Regions from separate parts of the Homo sapiens genome. Here region 2 is linked to region 1. Evidence: read pairs that join two places in POLR2A ChIA-PET (ENCODE). Cell type or tissue: B cell. All regions are shown on one strand.

Region 1 (2,500 bases):
CAGCCTCCCAAAGTACTGGGATTACAGGTGTGAGCCCCCCTGCCTGGCAAAGCCCTCTGCTCTTGACTGAACCCTCCTACTGAATGTGCTGTTTCTTATTCCTTTGATAGTGACTTGAATGTTTCTTCTTCTGTGATTTAGTTTGTTACTTGTTTCCTGTATTCTCCACTCTACCATAAGCTTCCTGAGGGGCGCCCTCTTCCTTGGTATTGTGGACTCTCAGCAATTAAACTGCATCTGATGCACACAGGATGCTCCCCATGGCACGACTGTCCTCCTCCATCTGCATCCTCTGAGTCCCACACTTCAGCCCCCTTGCCTTATAATAAAATTTGTTCTCTTATTTCCAGAATACTAAAAATGATGAGTATTCAATACCAAATATGTTGTTTTAGTCATTCCTCACAGCAGCCCTTCAAGGCAGGCATGATTACTGCCTCATTTTACAGTTGGAGACATGCAACTTCAGGGAACCACACAGGTAGCTGATTACAGTGAGGTTCCAACTCAGGTTCTAACTCCAAAGCCTGTGTTCTCTGCATTATACCTGCCTGCCTCTCTCTCTGAAGACTTAAGAGCTCAGAGGCATGAAAGAAACTAGCACGTTGTATGTTTCAGGAGTTCATTGTGATCCTTTCTCCTCCAAACACCCGCGGTACTACATGTTGTTACCCATCAAGACAGCCACCATACAGTAGCTAATTTTTCATTTTCCTGTGGGTATAACTCATTTTCTCCGAAAGAGGGTAACATTACTGGGAGCTGGGACTTTTGAACTCCTAATGGGCGCTGAATAAAACCTTTTGATTTAGATCTGGCAGAGGCATTGGGTGGAAGGACTTCCCTCGCCTTTGATCTTGGCATCAAGGAGGCCTCCCGCAAATGCCTCTGGTGGCATACAGTTCTGTCTGAGATGGACTGACACAGAATTGGCCCTTTGGCAATGTTTATTACAGTCTTACATACCACAGCCATTAGGTGTCCCCTTGTTGGGGGGCGGCGGGAGTGCTGGATTTTTGCCCTGTCTCGAGTGGGATGGGCAAGATAGCTGTCCTCCTCAACGGTGACCTGAAGAGATGTACTGTGAATCATGAGTGCTCTTCAGCGACTCGCTGTCCCAACCCAGCATCCCGAGGCCTGAACATGTGCCCACTCCATTCACTGCTTCTGAATGGGCAAGGGGATTTACTGGACACGAAGGGGGCTCTTTAAGCTGACCCAAGGCTGGCTCCCCCATCATGAAGCGGGGAAGAGGAGGTGTCAGATGAGACTTGGAGAGAAGGTAGAAAGAGATCAGGGCTTTTAAAAGGGTGGTAAAGAAGTAGAGCTGGTGGAGGAGCGAGTAAACGGGGCCTGCACAATCCTCCCCCTTCAGTGGGTCACAGCTGTTCCCTCTGCCCCAGCGTTCCTCCCTCTCCCCACAGTGAGCCCCCTGACCTCATCCAAGATACGGTTCTTGGCTCGGGTGATGGCAGAGTTGAGGGCATTGATCCACGATTCCTTCTCTTCTGGACTCACTGCCAGGAAGATCAGGTTGGGTGCCTGTGAGGGGAAGATTCCTGTTTCAGCCAGGGTTTTAGAGGTGGTGCCTCACCTTGACAATGAAGAAATAAGAGATTATAATCTCACTTTCTTAGACCTAGCTCCAGGAAGGAGAGATATTCTGCTTCCAGAGTCATCCATAACTTAAGGAAACCCAGCTTCTATTCCTGCAAAATGCATAGCTAGGAGGTTGTTTTAGAAATGACCAAGGAGGAGCTAAGAAGGATACTGAATATTAGTATGGTATTAGAGATAATTAGAGGAAGTCTGATGAAGGATAGGTATTAAAATACAAATCTTTCAATGTTTGAAGAAATAGAATGTGACAGGAATAACTTCCCTGGGTTCCCTCAGACAAGATGAATTAGATTCAGAACTTCAACCACCTATCAGGGTACAAGGACAGGGATTTTCTTCTAAGGGATGTAAATATGCACATGTGTGGATGTGTGTGTATAAGACAGAGAAAAATAAAGAGATATATAGAGAGATGATCTTTGTGGCTGAACAGGTTAAAGGGTGGCCTGCCTGGAAAGAAGGAAATGGCTACAATATTCTCAGGTGAAATGATAAAAGCCAGCAGGAGAGCAATTCAGGGAATCTGAACCAAGATTGCTGAGAGAGAAACTGAGGGGAAGGAGTTCTCCCCTGCCCCCTCCAACCCTGTCCATGTTCCAGCAGCCAAGGTGGCAGGAGAAACATACCGTGTTACCGGGCTGTTTGGAGTGGGCAAGAGTAAACTTGCTATGATTTTTCTTGCTCCTGCTCTTGGACTTCCGGAGCTCTTCACACTTCTCATAGTCACTCAGGTCAAATACCTCTTGAATATTTTTCTCATCTTTTACCTAGGGGAGGGTTGGGGTGAGGTGAGGAGGATAAAATTATTTAGCCCCTCCACCCAGACTGTTAGTTTAGATCATCTTGGGAAACAGAGGAAGCCTGAGGAGAGGGAGGCACG
Region 2 (2,500 bases), 330 kb before region 1:
GCCACCATGCCCGGCTCAAAATAGGAATCTTAACCTAACTCTGTCCCACAACTGACCGATAGCAGCTTCAGTCCTCCAATCTGTCCAGTATGCCGAAGGTGGGGGCCCTGGCAAAGGTCAACCAATGTGCCACACCTAGGAGAAAGAAGAGGCCAGTTAGTGATTTTCAGAATCTTCAGCTTCTAGCTTTCTCCCTCTCATGGTCTTTAGCTGACAGAAGAGGTGAAGAGAAAGGAACTGTCCTACTGAGAGAGGGCAATGGCAGATAAAAATCAATTCCCTGGCAGGGCGCGGTGGCTCATGTCTATAATCCCAGAACTTTGGGAGGCCAAGGTGGGTGGATCACGTGGTCAGGAGTTCGAGACCAGCCTGGACAATATGGTGAAACCCCGTCTCTACTAAAAATATAAAAATTAGCTAGGCATGGTGGTGCATGCCTGTAGTTCCAGCTACTCGGGAGGCTGAGGCAGAAGAATTGTTTGAACCCGGGAGGCAGAGATGCAGTGAGCCGAGATCGCGCCACTGCATTCCAGCCTGGGTGACAGAACAAGACTTCATCTCAAAAAAAAAAAAAAAAAAAAAAACTAGCCAGGCATGGTGGCACATGCCTGTAATCCCAGCCACTCTGGAGGCTAAGGCAGGAGAATCACTTGAACCCAGGAGGCGGAGGTTGCAGTGAGCCGAGATCGTGCTACCGCACTCCAGCCTGGGAGACAGACCAAGACTCCGTCTCAAAAAAAGAAAAAAAAAAAATCAATTCCCATTCCCATTTCTTTTTCTGGAGCAACACAAATTACCTTCTATCTTTCTTCCCTTATCGCATTTCTGGCCTTCTTCAATGCTTCCCCACCTCTCTGTTTGCCTTAATCTTGACAACTCTTACCCATATACTGTTGCTGTTGGACCTGTCACTTTCTCCTCAATCAAGTGAAGCTTAAAGGGGTTATCCTGGAAAAAGGTAGAAGGGAGATTGAAGAAAAGTGTTTATTCCCACAAAGATGTCCTGGAAGAGCCACCTCTTCCCTCCACCCCACCTTGAACAACTGGCGAAGCTGATCCCGTGAAGCCTCTAGCCTCCGGAAGGGTCGAGCAGCAGCTGTAAGTTCCTGGCAAATCCGCTCCAAAACAGGCAGCTCTGAGCCCCGGATTGTCCTGGAAAGAGGAGAATTGGTTGGGTTGCATCCTATGAGGTGCATCAATCACCTGGGTGACACACCTGTTGGCTAGCGGGTAAGGTCCTGTCCTTCAAGAGAAATCTAGAGTTATAGGCAAAGACAGACAAACTCAGAGAAAATATAAATAGGATATCAGGTAACAGATATTACAGCTGGAGAAAAAGCTCTATGCATGAAGTTAAAAGTTGAATGCAGGAAATCTGGATAGACAAAGTTAGAACAATAGTAATGAGGGCGATTAAGTAAAACTTGAATTTATGAAAGCTAACAAGTAACAAAGTAAGTTGTTTCTTCTTTTTCTTTTTGTTTTTTTTTTGAGAAAGTGTCTTGCTGTGTCACACAAGTTGGGTGCAGTGGTTAAGATCATGGCTCACCACAGCCTCAACCTCCCAGGCTCAAGTGATCCTTCCACCTCAGCCTCCCAAGTAGCTGGGACTACATGTGCACCAGCCAAGAAGGTAAATTTCAAGCAAAGTTAGAAGAGGGACATGGACTAGCACAGAAGGAGATACTAATGTCATAGTTGAGACCTAGAGAAACCCTTCTCCTCCAGCTTCCTCATCCAAATGGAGCATGCCCAAGGCCCCTGAAAAGAGCCTCAGAAACCATCCCAGAATCATTCTCCTCCTTCCTTTCATTACTCACCTCTCCTTTCCCAGGAAGAAATCATGGTAAAAGCCATATTCTGTACTTGGACCTCTGCAGAGAACAGCACCTAGGAATTGTTCAGCTGCTGCCCCCAGGACATGGGTGCTGGAGTGCCAGAACACCTGGGTTCACAAAAAAGGGGTTCACAAGTTCATAAACTTCTCCCTTAACCCCTAGATCTCTGAGCTCTTCCTCACAAAAGCTGGTAGGAAAGCCGGTATGGTTCTTCTAGGAATAACTACCACAAAATGGGGATCCTAGATTTTGGGGGTGACCACTAAAAAGTAACAAGCTTAAAAAAAAAGGCTGGGCACAGCAGCTCATGCCTGTAACCCCAACACTTCAGGAGGTCAAGGCAGGCGGATCATCTGAGGTCAGGAGTTCGAGGCCAGTCTGGCCAACATGGTGAAACCCTGTCTCTGCTAAAACATACAAAACTAGCCAGGCATGGTGGCGTGTGTCTGTAATCCCAGCTACTCAGGAGGCTGAGGCAGGAGAATCACTTGAACCCGGGAGGTGGAAGTTGCAGTGAACCAAGATCGCGCCACTGCACTCCAGCCTGGGTGACAGAGTGAGACTCCATCTCAAAAAAAAAAAAAAAAAAAAAAGACTGAATAGAAAAGAAAGAAGGCCAGTATTTTTTCTTCTTTCAGTGCATAGAAGCTCCAGCCCCACCC

The links. Peaks named below come from ENCODE experiments on the same cell type or tissue, not always from the same donor. Only the 100,000 strongest peaks of a DNase experiment are listed, where the experiment ranks them.
Region 2: POLR2A ChIA-PET joins it to region 1 with 7 read pairs; 2 of 35 experiments call an interaction of 5 or more read pairs at or near these places.

What each region holds. Positions count from the first base shown.
Region 1 is chr1:150,155,953-150,158,452 of GRCh38, reverse strand. PLEKHO1 (pleckstrin homology domain containing O1) reads right to left here. Exons shown (of 6, transcript NM_016274.6): 3 at 2,247-2,387; 4 at 1,438-1,542; 5 at 967-1,068. Among named protein-coding and RNA genes, the nearest start is that of LINC02988, 3.5 kb to the left of the region's middle. In B cell, no CTCF peak of the experiment used is centred here; no DNase peak of the experiment used is centred here; H3K27ac peaks cover 2,500 bases.
Region 2 is chr1:150,490,046-150,492,545 of GRCh38, reverse strand. It overlaps TARS2 (threonyl-tRNA synthetase 2, mitochondrial), which reads right to left. Exons shown (of 18, transcript NM_025150.5): 4 at 1,821-1,945; 5 at 1,035-1,152; 6 at 884-948; 7 at 57-135. It overlaps MIR6878 (microRNA 6878), which reads right to left and starts at 201; the gene lies at 136-201. In B cell, no CTCF peak of the experiment used is centred here; no DNase peak of the experiment used is centred here.